2 separate regions of the Mus musculus genome follow, and region 2 is linked to region 1. Evidence: chromatin loops called from intact Hi-C (ENCODE). Cell type or tissue: gastrocnemius. All regions are shown on one strand. Each heading gives the region's core, and the rest is flanking DNA. Links, peaks and the distances in the headings are about the cores only. Region 1 holds the start of Gm39056 (a long non-coding RNA gene). Region 2 overlaps Arrb1 (arrestin, beta 1).

Region 1 (8,333 bases), core at 188-8,187:
GTGTGGTGCACATACAGATGAGCAGGCACACACACACACATATGCATACACACGCACACATACATATGCATACACATACACACACATGCATACACACCGCACACACACATATGCATACACACACATACACACACACATGCATACACACACGCACACACATACATACACGCACACACATACACACAGACATACACACACACACACATTTTATTTAAAAAAAAAAAAGTCCCAGGGAAAGAAAAATGAGAATGGATGGTTAGTGTAAGCTTTAGAGACAGGAGTCTCCATATCTTTCTCTATCTGTGGGTATCCATTGTGAGGAGCAGAACTTCCCCTGTGATGCTATGGACCTGAAAAACTGAGATGCAGGAGTTGAGAAGGCACATCCTGTGAAGGAGGAGCAGTCGTGGCTGTTCAGCTGGAGACAGCACAGGGTGGAAATCTGCAGCCAGCTCGATCTGCCTCACACCCCAGTGCTGCCACCAGCAAGCCTTGTGATCTGACCAGGCCTCTAGTCCCCTTGAAAACCAGGAAATTAACACGAACCCTGTAGGGTTGCTGTGCTTCAGTCGCATGGTCACATCTGAAAAGCTTTTGGTGTCTCATCTTGTACATGAGGAGTCCTTGTTAGATGGGACAGATTATCCTACTCTTTCTTCCTTCCTTCCTTTCTTTCCTTTTTTTTTTTTTTTTTTTTTTTTTTTGGTTTTTCGAGACAGGGTTTCTCTGTATAGCCCTGGCCTGGCTGTCCTGGAACCCACTTTATAGACCAGGCTGTCCTCGAACTCAGAAATCTGCCTGCCTCTGCCTCCCAAGTGCTGGGATTAAAGGTGTGTGCCACCACTGCTCAGCCAATTCTTCTTCTTCCTAATTCCCTGGAAGCTAGTATTCTGCTAGCAGCCTTCAGATGAAGAAGTAGAACTTTCAGCACCTCCTGCTCAATGCCTGCCTGGATGCTGCCGTGTTCCCACCTTGATGATAATGGACTGAACCTCTGAACCTGTAAACCAGCCCCAATTAAATGTTGTCCTTCATAAGACTTGCATTGGTCATGGTGTCTGTTCACAGCAGTAAAACCCTAACTAAGACACCAGTGATTACTGTGCTTGTCTCTTCCCATAATGCACCTGATTTTAATCACGTGCATGCCCATTGATGCATAGACACAAGATAGTAACAGGGAATTCTTCCTAAATGTTCTCTTAGGAGACATGGATCGTCTTATTGACCATGCATCCTGTGCTGGCTAATTTCATGTCAGCTGGACACAGCTATAGTATTCAGAGAAGAGGGAACCTCAATTGAGAACATGCCTCTATAAGATCAGGCTGTAGGCAAGTCTGTGGGACTTAGTGATTAATGTGTGAGGGTTCAGCCTTTCATGAGTGGGGCCCAACCCTGAGCTATTGGTTTCAAATGCTATTAGAAAGCAGACTGAGTAAGTCATAAGGAGCAGCTATCTTCCATGCCCTCTGCAACAGCTCCTGACTCTAGGTTCCTTCCCTGACTTCCCTCTGTGATGGACTGTTACCTGAAAGTGTAATAGAAATGAATTCTTTCCTCCACAAGTTACCTTTGGAAATGATACTTCATCAGAGCAATAGAAACTTTAGACAGATTCCAAAACAGTTCAAAGCAGACTGGACCCTTTATAGCTAAGACATAACTAGAATGTGATTAAGTAGAATCTGACTTGAAGGATCATTAAGGGAAATAATCCCACTGTTTGGAGTTGTGTATGTATGGGAGGGTACAGGTTGATATAGGTGTGAGATCCTAGGTTGCCAACAGAGATCACTAAGGACATTGTAGGAAGGGGCTCAAGCCAAGTGGAGTCTCAGGTTGCTAACATCTCCTATGCTGGTTGATCTCACACGTAATGTCACCCAACAGCAAGACATGGTTCATCTCTTACAAAAGCATAAGACATTAGTTACCACCATCTCCCATACGTGGAACACTGTGTCCCATACAGGCAAAATGGCCCACATAGACATGATATACACAGCAGGGGCCATTCCTTGGAAAGAAAAAGATGGAACAAAAAATAAGTAGGTCAGAGACTTGGGACTCCAAAGGGAACCAAGTCACAGGAAGGATAGGTGCAGGCTTGGTACAGGCGGAGGGCTCCTTCTTAGAGACATGCCATTAGGACTACAGAGTTTGATTCTCCAGGTCTTGAAAGTCCTGGCTTTGAGAGAGCATCTCAAAGAAGGAAAAGGAAGATGGCTGCTGGCGTATACCTGCGTGGTGAATTCTAGCCACAAGTAGTTATGACTTCACGAGATTAGAAATATTGGGATAAAGCTTTTATCATTATCAACTGGCTCTTAAATTACTGTATTGGCATCTTGTAAACTGTGATATTATTGATACATAAATCTGATTGGCTAAAAATAAAAAAAGAAAAAGAAAAAAGAAAAGAAAGAAAGTCCTGGCTCTGATCGAGGAACTCAATGGATGATGGGTAAGTTGTTCTTGTGAAACAGCAGACTGCCACCACCACACCTTCTTTAGACTTCATTAAAAGAATGAATAAGTCAGATAATGACTTGGGCCCATGAGTGTTCTCATTCATGGAACAACTGTCACTCTTGACCCTGTGCCTGACATGTTCCATCACTTTGCTTTGAATGAAGTTTCATCACTCCTTTGCAAATGCACTGCAACAATCCCCACTCACTTGGGAGAGATTGTAAGGTGACACAGGTGCCTTGGAAAGCTTTTAAAAATACTATTTACTTATCTATTATCATTGTGTGTGCACACATGCATGCACATACCAGCTTCATGCTAAGGCCAACGTGAACGCGCCCGATCTCGTCTGATCTCGGAAGCTAAGCAGGATCGGGCCTGGTTAGTACTTGGATGGGAGACCGCCTGGGAATCGGTTCTTCATTTCTACCACGTGGTTTCATGAGATTGAACTCAGGTCGTGAGGCTTGGTGGTGAGAGACCACATTTTGGGTTCAGACTCCAGCTTAGAGAACCTGATCTAGTTTGAACTCAAGGCCGGCACCTACCATTAGTTTCCAAGTTATTCCCCAACAAAACCCGAGCGTAGCTCCAGTTCCTAGGCTAACCCCAACAAAACCTGTGTTTCCAGTTTAATCTCCCCCAACAAACCTGCGTCTAGCACCAGTCTCCAGGTTATTTCCCCCAACAAATCTGCATCTCCAGGTTACAAGCCTGCCCCTGCCTAACAGCCACCGATTAGGAAGAAATCAGAAGTTTATGGTTGGGCTCCCAGCACCAGCCAATTATGCTAAAGGCCACAGTAGCACTCTGATTAGATGCTTGCCAGGCTAGAAATAATCACCCCTTGCTTGAAGTTTTCTCTAAAACCTGTCTCAATAAATGTTCAGGACGTTTCCTCCACTGGAACCGTCCTTCAGGTTGGTGGTGAAGCCCAAGCTAGCTCGAATAAAGACCCTGGTGTGGTCTTTTGGGGTTCACGTACACTTCCTTGGAACTACAGTGGTAGGCATCTTTTCTTGCTGAGCTGTTTCACTGGCCATGGAAAGCTTGTTACTTTGGAGGAATGGTGGTTGTACCTGCAGCCCACCAATTCCCCTCTTGGGGAGATAGCACGTAGTTCTATCTCCAAAAAGTTCTGTTCACATTCTCCCTACAAAAAGCTGAGGGCGCCGGGCGTGGTGGCGCACGCCTTTAATCCCAGCACTCGGGAGGCAGAGGCAGGCGTATTTCTGAGTTCGAGGCCAGCCTGGTCTACAAAGTGAGCTCCAGGACAGCCAGGGCTATACAGAGAAACCCTGTCTCGAAAACCCAAAAAAAAAAAAAAAAAAAAAAAAAAAAAAAAAAGCTGAGGGCTAGAAAATTTACTATTATTGTTGTTATTATTATTATTATTATTATTATTATTATTATTATTATTTCCTTTTCTGGCAACAAGGTCTTACTAGGTGGCCCTCACTGGCCTAGAACTCTCTATGTAGACCAGGCTGGCCTCAAACTCAGAAATCCACCTGCCTCTGTCTCATGAGTGCTGAGACTAAAGATGTGCGCCATAGTGCCCAGAGAGAACTTTCAACTTTTGTACCCAAGCTACAGACAGCTTTCCCTCATTAAGTTTGAATACATCTGCAAAGACTATAATTTGTAGCATTATTTATCACAATGCTAATGCCTTAAAACAGAGCAGTTAGACACTCTTTTAAATACCCTGTATTCACAGAAATAGGAATGCTATTGGAATTTGATACTGACCATAATCTACTTAAAATATACAGATCCATTTTCCTTAAAGAGCTGCCCATTTTATGTCAGCTCATCTATAGTTCCACGCAGCCCTGGGATATCTTCATGTATTCTTGGAAACTCAGAGGTCCCTGTAGAGTTGATCCATGACCTCTCCCATCTGCTCCCATTGCCCTGGTTGGCTGAGTTCACCCAGGACTGGCAAAATTCCAGAAAGATCCCAAGCAGCTGGGCATTTTCCCAGTCTACTGTCAGATTGAAATGTAGTTCATTTCCACTCCCTTTGTTGACTGACATGATGCTTCTGACATAGAGTCCTAGCATGCAACAAAGAACACCCTCAAATCATGCCTACTCAAGTAACAGTTTCACACATTAGTGGCTACAGTTACCAGGAGTTTGCAATGTACTGGGCCCTGTGCTAAATGTGTGGTAGACATTCTATAATGCTAAGAGCCGTGGATGTAACTCAGTGGTAGAGCACTAACCTGTGAGGATGAAGGCTTGATCTGGCAAAAAGAATGAGGCACACTATATAATTCTCATATACAACCTCCATTATGACTTCGTGGTGAGATCAAGCCTGTTGCCATGCTATGAACATAACACAGTAATAACATAACATTGCCAATAACAGAAAATTACCTTCTAGGACACAAGTTCTAGCTCCATAAATTCAGGCATTTTTTAACATCAAGGGGTGAGTTGCATCTTTCTCAGATGTAAACAATAACTTTCCACCAACAAGTAGCCACAATTAAAAGGTGCATGCAGGGCTGGTGAGATGGCTCAGCGGTTAAGAGCACTGACTGTTCTGTCATGAGTTCAAATCCTAGCTGGTAGCTCACAACCATCTGTAGTGAGAGACCAAAAAAAAGTGTATGCATTTTAATCATGCTAGCAATAAGCAAAAGGACAGTCAATAGGGACCAAGAAATAACCGAGGTTCCTTTTGTAGACTGGATTTTTGTTCTGTTTTGGCTTCAAACTCTTGGTGTAGCAGAGGATGTCTTTGAACGCCTCAGTTTCTTACTTCCACCTCGGACGTGCTGAGATGGCAGGCGGGAAAGACCGTCTCATCTCCACACTCCGAATCCAGCAAAATCAAAGGATTGGAAAGAGTTAGGATCCTTGGTTTGGGACCTCAAAAGTGTTTCAAGAATTAGATACAACCCCACTACTAAGGGTAGCTGTCATTGGAGGGTTGCGTAGAAGAGCAGCCGCTTGGGGGCAGCAGAACACAGGGCAGAAGCCTCAGCGCTGTCCTGAAAGCAGGAGAAAACAGGCTTAAAAGCCTGGCTGAGGCTGTCTCTTTGGAGCCACAGCTGTGAATGCAGAGGAAGGAAGGCCTGGAGCCCGGAGGTGGGAAGTGAGCAAGAACTATCCAATAGGAACACAATGTGAGCAACGTATGTAATTTAGCTTTCCTGCTTTTTCCTTTTTTTTTTTTCCTAAATAAAATGTTGGTTTATTTTCAAGTTTTCTAGTACTCTTTTTATTAGGTCTCAAACCCTGAATAAATGGCTAATTGTGGTGTTCATCAACATATCAAAGCTGGCTGCCAGGTTCTCCCAGCTCCCCTCGATCTCTACCTGTTACAAGGCCCTCTTGGCTAGCACACCCCGCCCCTAACAGAACTTCTCCTGCCCCAGCTCCTCTGGACCCCATAACTCAGATATTTTAGCTATGCCAGTCTCTTGACCAATCTCTTGGACGAGGCTGACCCTCTCAGTCAGCGGCTCCTCCCCTCTCCTCAGGGTCTTGCTCACTCTGGACTCTCCCAGATGTCCTTGCCTCTGCCTCTGCTAGTTCTCCCTTTATCTACAGTAAACATTCTCCTCGACTATACCTAAGAGCAGTCAGGTCTTTCTTATTTCTATTCTCCTTTAAAAAGTCCCTTTCAACAAAAGTAAGAAAAAGAAAAGAATTTTAATATTTTAGTTTAATCCCATATTTCTAAACTGTTATTAATATAAAGTTTTAGTCATCTTGCATTGTTATTAACATTTTTTAGTATTAATACTGAAATCCAACGTGTATTTTGTATTTATAGGATTTTTTGTGTGTATGGGTAGTTAATTTAATCTAATCTATTAGGTGTTTTTGCTGTGGAGAGGGGTCTTGTGAGGATTCCAAGAGTCTCCCCAGAAGATACTGAGGTAAATATAACAACTGGGCATAGTGGTACAAGCCTTCTTATCACAGTACTTGGGAGGCACAGGTGGGTGGATCTCTGGGAGTCTGAGTGATGGGCCAGACTATATTCAACAGAAATGGGAGTGCTAGAATATTGGCTTTGGTCTCTCATTTCCATGCTCTTTAACTTTTAAAACCTCACTTATTAGTTACACTACACAAACACAGGCATTTATTGCTTGTATACTTAAGCACTTGCAAATATAGATGTATTTAAAAACAGGTTCTTAGAAAATATAGGGGAAAAAAAGTAGGGAAACAGGCTGGTGAGATGGGTCAGTGATTAAGAATACCGGCTGCTCTTCTGGAGGCCATGAGTTCAAATCCCAGTAACCACATGGTGGCTCACAGCCATCCCTAATGAGAAACAAACAAACAAACAAACAAAAAACCCTATGGGGCCAGAGTGTGCGGGAGCTGGAGTGAGCGGGGACAGAGCAAGAGGGAAAAGGGAAGGGAGGGGGAGTAGGGAAACTAGGAAAATGTATCTACCGTGGCATCACTGCATGTAGCTCAGGCCTCAAGATCAGGTGCCTCCTGCCTTAGTCTCCTGTGCATCAGGGTTCCAGATATATGCCACCATTCCTAGCTCTGTTGGGCTTGTTTGTTTGCTCGGAACAGGGGTCCTACAACACAAGAAGGTCTTGACCTTGATAAGGATAGTGGAACTATCTCAGATCTGCCATCAATATAAATGATGTCATGGAGGTTATATCTTTCTGACTAACCTACAGCCCACCACCTGGCTAGCTCTACCTCTCTGGTCTGGTCTGGTCTGGTCCATTTGCTCACCTCTGTGTCTGCTAGTGTGAATCTCTCTCTCTCTCTCTCTCTCTCTCTCTCTCTCTCTCTTTCTCATACACACACACACACACTCCACTTCCTCATCACAATCAGATACAATTCTAGATTGCCTCTAGGCTATACCAAGGTTTTGTCAGCATTTAGCTCTCTGTTGTTACAGAATTCATAATTTAATATGTAGGGACACACCTTCATACAATGTACCCCAACATCTTCCTCTTTTAGTCCAAGAAATAGCTTTCTCTCTAACATCAGTAAGCTATACATACACAATGAGAATAGTTATGAGACACATGAGGTAAGAGTTGCATTCACAGAGTCCAGTCCATGTGTATTTTGGCAACCTTGGAGACAGCACTCTACTATCTGTACTAACTAGGTGAGTACAAACTTTTGTGCCTGAGTCACTTTCTATCATCAGTCAAGCTTTCACATGCTCTAACTTTCACAGTGGCATTGGCCAGCCTTAGAACGCCTTCTTAGACCTTCCAACCTTCATCAACCTTGAAACACCTTCTCATAATTTAAACTTTTATGTCCTTCTACCTTTGTAACTTGTATTTACCACCTTTAAAACATCTTCCTAACCCCTAAAACTCTAACTCTAATAGATCCTTCACAACTCAAGCTTTTATGTCTTTATATAAACTTACACTTTTGTGAGTTTTCTTTTTTGCATCTAATAACAAGGAAAACTGTAAGACTTTAACTATCTAGTCCTCGACCCCATAAGAGACCTGAGAATGATAAAAATCACCTTAGTAAGCAGGAAGTGCAGAGCAAACTGTGTCTAACACTGAGAAATGGGGCTGGTGAGATGGCTCAGCGGTTAAGAGCACCGACTGCTCTTCCAAAGGTCCTGAGTTCAAATCCCAGCAACCACATGGTGGCTCACAACCATCCGTAACGAAATCTGATGCTCTCTTCTGGAGTGTCTGAAGACAGCTACAGTGTACTTACATATAATAAATAAATAAATAAATATTAAAAAAAAAGACTGAGAAATGGCAAACTACTGGCGATCTGGACAACCATGATTCCTCTATATCGGTGGGGCATCCATCTTTGACCTTCAGGCTTAGGAGATCTGATAGACTTATCTGCAAAGCAGTAAT
Region 2 (8,333 bases), core at 21-8,020, 91 kb after region 1:
TTGGAGGACATTTAAGATGCAAACCGTAACATTCGGGCTCACACATGCCAGGGGCTGTCCAAATACTTCTGTGTGTGACAGAATTTACCCATGTGCACGTTGGCACACGCTGCCCATCGGATGTGACATGAGCCCTGAGAGACTGACCAGAACCCCTGATTCATAGACCCCTCTCACCCCCCCCCCCAATTCAGGAAGCTTTGAAAATCTCGCTGATCCTAAGCCTGGTGCAGAGTCTGTTTATTACAAAGCTGGCCTAACATGACTCAAGGCCATTTACCATAGTTAGTAGCCTCTTGGCGAGATTAGTCATTTAATGATGGCAATTCTGAGAAATGTCCTCATGTGGTTTTGTCACTGTGTGGAGGACATAGTGTGCTTACACAATCTAAAATCACCATGATGTCCCTAGGCAGTATGCACTCAGGGGACCACCTCATATATACCACTCTTTGAAACCCTGTTCTATAGGCTGAGACTGTAGCTGTGTTTTCCTATAGAGCTGTCAACGGCTCTGATAGTAGGTACACACCCTGCAGAGGGCCATGCCCCAATGGACAGTGAGCCTGATTGCCTTTGGGATTTGGTTTGAGTGGATGGTCGGGGCTCAGGTTGAGAAGGTCACGCAGGGGGACTCTGTTCATTGTCTCCCCCAGATGGTGTGGTCCTGGTGGATCCTGAGTATCTCAAAGAAAGGCGAGGTAAGCTGTGGTCCTCCGACTCCCAGCATGCCTGTAGCCTCCACATCCTCTGCTCTCCAGTGACATCAGCATGCTGCCTTGATGCTTAAGCAGCCTCTCAGCGAATCCCATGGCACCTCCCTGTCCATTCTCCTGTTTCCTTAAATGAACCAGTGCATTTACCGCACTAAGAACTTTGGTTTCCTCTGATGCAGAGGTCTCCTGCTTCTTGCTCACCATATGAAAGCTTACGCCCCAAGCCCAGGCCCATCAATAACACAGCAAGGCTTGGGGGAGGGAGGATGACAGCGGAACAGGAGAGAGGGTCTCATTTTATAGATGGTAAAGGTGAAAGGTCTGTGTACAAGCTTAGGGTTAGGCTGGGCTGAGGTTCCCCCGCCTTTTAGACCCATCCTTCTGTGGGCCTCCCTCTAGGCTGTTTCTCTGCCCTGCTCCCCAGTCCACCAATGTAATCCAATTACCATGGCTGTCTGACTGCTTAACCATCCTTCTTGCTCCTCCATACTCCTGGACTGGGGTGAGCGAGGGAGGGCCATCATGAGGCTCCTTCCTAAGAGACCATATCAAGGCTGCCCTTGAAGTCACCTTGCATTAGAAGGCAATGTACTCATTCTATTTAAACCTGGGATGGGCTTGTACCTCTAGTATGCAAACCCCAGGGCTACAGCTGGAGCTCTGGGAGAGGGGGTTTGTATGCTACCCTCCCAGGCCCCTCCTCAGTTCCCCTGCTCCTCACAGTCTACGTGACACTGACCTGCGCCTTCCGGTATGGCCGGGAAGACCTGGATGTCTTGGGTCTGACTTTTCGGAAAGACCTGTTTGTGGCCAATGTGCAGTCCTTCCCACCGGCCCCCGAGGACAAGAAGCCACTGACACGGCTACAGGAGCGACTCATCAAGAAGCTGGGCGAGCATGCCTGCCCCTTCACCTTTGAGGTCAGCACGCCTTCCTGCATTCCAGGAGCATTCTGGGATGCTCTCAGGGCCGGTACATGGGGAACCCAGGAGGGCAGCTGCTTTAGCTCACCCAGCTGGGACCCAGGCGCTGTCCTGTACATTACCTGTTAAGTGCCTTACCTCTGCCCACTGTGGACATGCCACCTTAACCTCTAGGTTACTCCTCTGGCCCTCCTGCATTTAAGTTACTAGAAAAAGGAAGGGCCAGGGATGGTTGCAGCGAAGGAAAGACTCCTGCCTGGCCCTGGATCCCTGTGTACGTCCCTTCAGACAGGCTGCTTATATGCCCCGCTCATCCACTGTCATGCCTCCTTACCATTTCAAGACCCCATGCTTCTGGAGTCCACATCTTCCTGTTTCTGAGGCTCCATGACCGCAGGACAAGGCTGAGTAGAGAACCTAGGTGAAGAGCATTTGAATTCTCATCTTCCATAGCCTGCCCTGATTTTCTGTGGGGCATAGTGTGATATGGCTTGGCCAGGAGAGAACCAGTCTCTTTCAGGGGCTCCTTGTCTGATGGAAAAGATATAGCTTGTTTTCAGAGGACTTGGTCTGATGGAGGAGAGATGGTCTGTCCTCACGGGGTCTGGTCTGATGGGTGTATAGTAGCGACAGAGGTGTGTCGGGAGAGACAAAGCAGAGGTGAAAGGTTAGCTCATGTTATTTGTCTCCTGAACAGATCCCGCCAAACCTTCCATGCTCAGTCACTCTGCAGCCTGGGCCTGAGGACACAGGAAAGGTAGGTCACTCCAAGAAGGCCATCTCGGGTCCAGACTCTCATGTCCCCAGAATCCTGGTTTTCCCCCCCATGGGGTGGTGGACAGTTCAAACTCCCTTTCCTGTGGAAGCTGCCTGGCTGATGTTCCTTGGATAAGCAATCATTCACAGGCTCCCTCAAGTCACTTTTTCTGGCTCTGGTGTTGACTGCACAAGACCAGCAAATTCTGAGCACCTACACATGGCCTCACACAGGCCCTGGTAACTTTGAATTTTACAGAGGGCATAGCTGAAGCTTAGAAAGGGGTGGAAGGAGCAGGTCCCAGCCCCCAGACTCCACTCTCTCATCTGCAAAGCAGAGGCAATGAGCATACGCCTTCACGTTGTTAGAGAGTTAGGGGGGTTCTGTGACACTCAGCACAGGGTCGTCATGTTGCTGGTGGCTGTCTTGAGAACAACCACCCAGACTGAAGCTGGAGTCTCAAATGGGATTGGGGTTGGCTGGTGGGCTCACAGGAGCCCTCCAGTGGAAGGAGCTGGGCCAGGGGCAGCGTGGAGACAAAGTGAACATTGGGTACCAGGGTTTCAGATTCATGACAAGGAGTCCTCAGGTGGGAGAAGCTTGTGTTTTCACCCAGAATTCTAATTTGTAAGGTGGGAGGGTGGTTGGGGACCTTGCCTCCCCAATGCCATGGGGTCAGCATGTCCTTCTCCACAGGCCTGTGGTGTGGATTATGAAGTCAAAGCCTTCTGTGCTGAGAACCTGGAGGAGAAGATCCACAAAAGGTAGGCAGGATACTGGTGGGAGAAGGGAGGAAGGACAATGAGGGGAGTCGAAGGAGTCGCAGTGAGGAGAGGCTTTGCTGTGAGAAGGGTCTAGAAGTCTGTCAGGTGATGGCGAGCTTCCTGGAGGAGGTGAGCCAGGCTTCTCTCACATCCCTACCTCTCTCTGCCTTACCCCTGCAGCCTGTTGATATTAGAAAGACCCCCAACTTCAGTTAACTTTCAACAGTGGGTAGTTGGGAGGCCCTCAGCAGGAGTGAAGCCTGTGTTTGTGGACAGATCTGAACAGGGGACAGAAGTGGAGGAAGGTGAACATAGAGGGGACTCAGTGTGGCTCAGAGTGTGCTCAGCATGGCTCAGAGAGCCAACATTTTCCCATAGTGCTTGGCAGACAGGGGGGACAAAGCTTCTGGTCCTGACTTCTCATGGCTGCCCTTCCTGGGGGTCCTGGGATTCAGACCTCCTGCCTCCTGGCCTTCACCTGGCTATGATGCCCTTGCATCCTAAGTCAGCCGCTGAGGGGTGCTCACCAGCTCTTTAGGGATGACTTTGCCACCTGGTGGCGACTAGGAGTATCACAAGCATTTTCATCTGTTGTGTGGTTGTTCTTGTATGGGGGAGACAAGAAAGACTCTTCTCTCTTGTGTCTGTCCCCTTAAGATCTGTGACAAAGGAGACCTAATGGCGTTATGGGATATGAGAGGGATTTTGAGCAGAATAATGAACAGCAGGAAACACTGAGAGTCACCACCCTCACCCTCTCCCAATGGGGCATCTTAAGTCTACTCCCAAGATTCACTAGTCATAATGATACAATAGCTGTCAGTTCTCAAAGGCTTAGTTAGTTCCGGTCATGTTCACAGTAATGGACAGATGTGGTTTAACCTTCCCCGGGGTCCTGAGGGCTAAGTGCTGTTGTCATTGTTTCACAAATGAGAAAACTGATGCACAGGGAGGTAATTTCCCCAGGTCATACTCACCAGCTCAGTCCGTCTTTGCTTCTACCCTAAGCCTTGTGACCTCCACTGAACCCCTCTCACTTGTGAGTCTCACTGAGTCACCTCTTCACTCTCCTGCACCTCTTGGCTGAATCAACATCCCATAATGACCCCCCCACCTCCACCTCCCACAAGGGCCTGTCAGTTCTGCATGCTTCCACATAGCAGATAAGGCTGCCAGGCAGCAGGTACTGGCCCGTGTGCTGAGACCGTGGTAGTGAACCAGCTGGGCAAGAAGTTCCCATCCTCCAGCGGCTTACACTATTAGGAGACACGGGGAACACAAAGTAAAAAATAGGCCCTTTCTTACCATCATGCTGGGGACTGGGACACGCAGACCCAAATGAAGTGCTGTTGTCGGGTGGCTCAGGGACAGAATTGAGGAGGCTGGGGCTGAGTCACATGGTGACAAACCCTCCTGCTCAACCTCTGTGATCAGTGGGCAATGGGGAGCTACAGTAGACTCTTGAACAGGAGAGGGGTCTAGGTATTACAGAGAAGAGAGTGGAGGCTGGTGACTCTGTCTTTCTCCCCATGCATCTTCCTTAGGAACTCTGTGCGGCTAGTCATCCGGAAGGTTCAGTATGCCCCTGAGAGACCTGGCCCTCAGCCCACGGCTGAGACTACCAGACAGTTCCTTATGTCAGACAAGCCCCTACACCTTGAGGCATCACTGGATAAGGAGGTAAGAGGCCCAGACACCACTGTCCTCAGCTCTACTATCCCTCAGGTCCCAGTGTCTCTGGACTGTCCTTGAGGGTTTGGGGAATCCTGTTGGGGTCCAAAGGACTGGCAGAGGTGGGCATGTGCACCTATGGAACAGGAGCAATGGAAGGGTCCTGGCCATTCCTCCTTACACTCTTATAATTGCCTGTTTCAAACTGGAGGGAGAACCCCAGCTAATCAGCAGGGTGGTGATGGGGAACAGGACTCAGGGTCTCCTTGCTATTACCCTTATCAGTGAGCTAGAAGGTGAAAAGTTCTTGAAGTCAGGTGACTCTGAGCCAGCTGACTGGGGTATGGGTATGTCCCTCCTTCTTGGGGTAGCTAAAGACAAGAGCCTGGACAAGGTGGTCCCTGAGAATTCCGAGCAGGTCCTCCAGTAGCTGGTTAGCCTTTCCTCTCTTTCTCTGAGTCTTCTAGAGTTTAATGTGTCTGTGAACCCAGACCATCAGAGCCCACAGGAACTTGAGACCTTACTCTGTTCAAGCCTGCACATAGGATAAAGGAGAAACAGCATCTCACTTAACCTGTCCAAGGTTATGCAATGGTTGTCACCATCATTGCTATTATTGCTGTCTTAGCTGGTGGTCAGAATGAGACTGGAGCCGAAGATGTCAGCTTCATTTTCCTATGTGTGTATGTGTGAGTGTGCATGGGTGGGTGGGTGTGTGTGTACATCTGGAGGACAGCCTTGGAGGTATTATTCTCAGGAGTGCCATCCCCCTCCTTTGAGGCAGTCTCTCATTGGCCTGGAGCTTACTAACTCGGCTAGACTCTGTGGGCACCGAGCCTCAGGGATCCTCTTGTCTCTGCCTCCCTAGTGCTGGGATTACAAGATCAAACTCAGGTCCTCGTGTTTGCAACACAAGTACTTGACTGGCAGAGCAGTCCCCCGAGTTCAGGAATGTCATCTTCTAATACAGATATCTTTGAAAGGTCCCACAGTGGTACTGAAGGTCCATATGCTTGGTAGTTTTGTGACACTTTTATCTCAGTGGGAAGTGGCTGGTGAGCTGGGGGCAGAGTTCAGTGTCCCTGTCCATGCTCTCCTGTCATCTGCCTCACAGATCTATTACCACGGAGAACCCATCAGCGTTAATGTCCACGTCACCAACAACACCAACAAGACTGTGAAGAAGATCAAGATCTCGGGTAGCTGGGGATCCTACCGAGGGTTGGGATAGCTGCAGGTGTGGCCTTTGTTAAAAGCCTGAGATGATACCATTAGTAGCTTTGGAAGCTTGGGTCTGCTGTCAGCCTACAGTGGCTTCAAAGCTGTAGGCACTTGGGGCAGTGGGTTTACCGCTTTGCATGCCCCTTCATAGGCTTTCTGGGCCCTGGACAAGCTGTTCTGGGAGGAAAGATTTGGTCATGGAAGGGACTGGGTTTTGATGGGGTTTTCTGTGTGGGTGGAGTCTGGGGTGGTGGCCTCTGATAAATGCTGGTCGTTGTCTCAATCTAAGCAAGCACACCTACTACAGGGAACTTGAGGGCTATCTTGAGAGGTACCCCCTGACTCATGTACCCACCTCCCCTGCTCCCTCTTTCCCCAGTGCGCCAGTATGCAGACATCTGTCTCTTCAACACAGCTCAGTACAAGTGCCCAGTGGCCATGGAGGAGGCTGAGTAAGTGTGTCTGAAGCCGACTTTGGACAGGTGGGACTAGACAGGACAAAGGGGAGCTCTGAGTCCAGGCCCAGGCATCTCTTCTCAACCTGCAGAGAGATGTCCTGGGGTAGGACTCATGTGGCATGTGCCTTTATGTGCTGAGTAGCCTCACTGGCTTCTGTTTCGGTCTTTGAGTCCAGGTCTCACTTTGAGACCAGGCTGGCCTGAAACTCAGAGCCTGAGCTTACTTGGAATCAGGGCAATCCTTCTACTTTAGCCTTCCAAGCGCTGACGTTATAGGTGTGAGCAACTGCACCTGCCACTTTGACATGGTTTCTAATATTCTAGAGATGGAGCTGTTATTACTAAACCAAATATTCTTGCATTATTGGATATTCTCAAATTCACTGTTGATTAAGAATAAAACCTACAGCCATGAGACATAGACTTCTGGTGAGTGTTGGGGGGTACGTTGAATGACCCAGAGCCAGGAGAGCATTTAACCCCAAGTGGAACATAGTCATAGCCATAGTCTGTCACATATTTGCATCTGCAGTCTGGAGAAAGGGTAGCTGCCTGGGCTTCCAGTAAGCATTCCTGTGGGGTTGGGCTTGGGGTTGAGATGTGGCCGGCTCTGCTCCCTTCAAGAGGCAAATTTAGGTCTTATTCCAGGACTGTCCCAGTGTCAGGTGCACGCATCTGCCTCATCTTTGAGAAGGGAGATGGGGGATAAAATAGCACCAGCCAAAGGGAACAACAGAGGTTCCTGTGCATGACTGATAGATACACATTGCAGCAAGTAAAGTTTCAATGGTAGAACCTAGGTGGGGGCTTCCAGGCATTTACTCATGGTTTGTATGCCCACTTTTGAACATAAACGTGGGCTGGAGAGATGGCTGAGCAGTTAGGAGCACGTGCTGTTCTTCCTCCAAAGGACCAGGGTTCATTTTCCAGTACCCACACCAGGCTGCTCACAGCAGCTTGTAAGTCTAGTTCTAGGGGATATGATGCGCTCTTCTGGCCAATGAGGGCACTTGCATGTGAGTGGTGCACAGACAGTCATGGAGGCACACACACACACACACACACACACACACAAATTAAAAACTTAATCATTAAATAAAAACTAAAAATAAATGTGTGGGCTAGAGAGATGGCTCAGTGGTTAAGAACACCGACTGCTCTTCCAGAGGTCCTGATTTCAGTTCCCAGCAACCACATGGTGACTCATGACCATGGAATGGGATCCAATGCCCTTTTCTTGTATGTCTGAAGATAGGGACAGTGTACTCATATACATAAAATAAATAATCTTTTTTAAAAGTGTGCTATTTAAGTGTGCATGGTGACCATGCCTAGTTTAGGATTAGTCCTGCTTGTGTGTGGTGGGCCTCTCCTCTTTCCCATGGCAGTGGGCTTGCTGCTTGAGCTGGGCTCAGCCCAAGTGGTTGCCTGCATCTGGGAGATAAGGGTTGCTGGCAGAGGGCGTTGTGGAACAGGGCCAGTCCAGGCGTCTTGGCTGGGTTAGGGCTGGCTGTGATAAGAGTCATCTTCATGCTGCCTCTCTACTTCCCAGTGACAATGTGGCACCCAGCTCAACATTCTGCAAGGTCTATACGCTGACTCCCTTCCTGGCCAACAACCGAGAGAAGCGGGGACTCGCCCTCGACGGGAAGCTCAAGCATGAGGACACGAATCTGGCTTCCAGCACGCTGTGAGTGAGAGCCCGCCCCTAAGACCCAGATGCTATGAGTGAGAGCCCGCCCCTAAGACCCAGATGCTGTGAGTCCCAGGCCCCCCGGTGCCCTCTCCACGACGGGGCCCCACCCTCTTGGCCCACCACCATG

The links. A loop is a pair of places that touch in the nucleus more often than their neighbours do. Peaks named below come from ENCODE experiments on the same cell type or tissue, not always from the same donor. Only the 100,000 strongest peaks of a DNase experiment are listed, where the experiment ranks them.
Region 2: it touches region 1 in a loop (13-fold over the local background); 35 of 42 quality-filtered maps call a loop at or near these places.

What each region holds. Positions count from the first base shown.
Region 1 is chr7:99,494,924-99,503,256 of GRCm38, forward strand. It overlaps Gm39056 (a long non-coding RNA gene), which reads left to right and starts at 5,541. Exons shown (of 4, transcript XR_869821.1): 1 at 5,541-5,627; 2 at 6,316-6,377. In gastrocnemius, for the core only: no CTCF peak of the experiment used is centred there; DNase peaks (open chromatin) are centred at 4,413 and 5,458.
Region 2 is chr7:99,586,559-99,594,891 of GRCm38, forward strand. Arrb1 (arrestin, beta 1) reads left to right here. Exons shown (of 16, transcript NM_177231.2): 4 at 657-701; 5 at 1,440-1,636; 6 at 2,337-2,396; 7 at 3,093-3,160; 8 at 4,705-4,840; 9 at 5,946-6,030; 10 at 6,432-6,504; 11 at 8,063-8,200. Among named protein-coding and RNA genes, the nearest start is that of Tpbgl, 36 kb to the right of the region's middle. In gastrocnemius, for the core only: a CTCF peak has its summit at 3,729 (motif pointing left); DNase peaks (open chromatin) are centred at 3,700 and 4,771.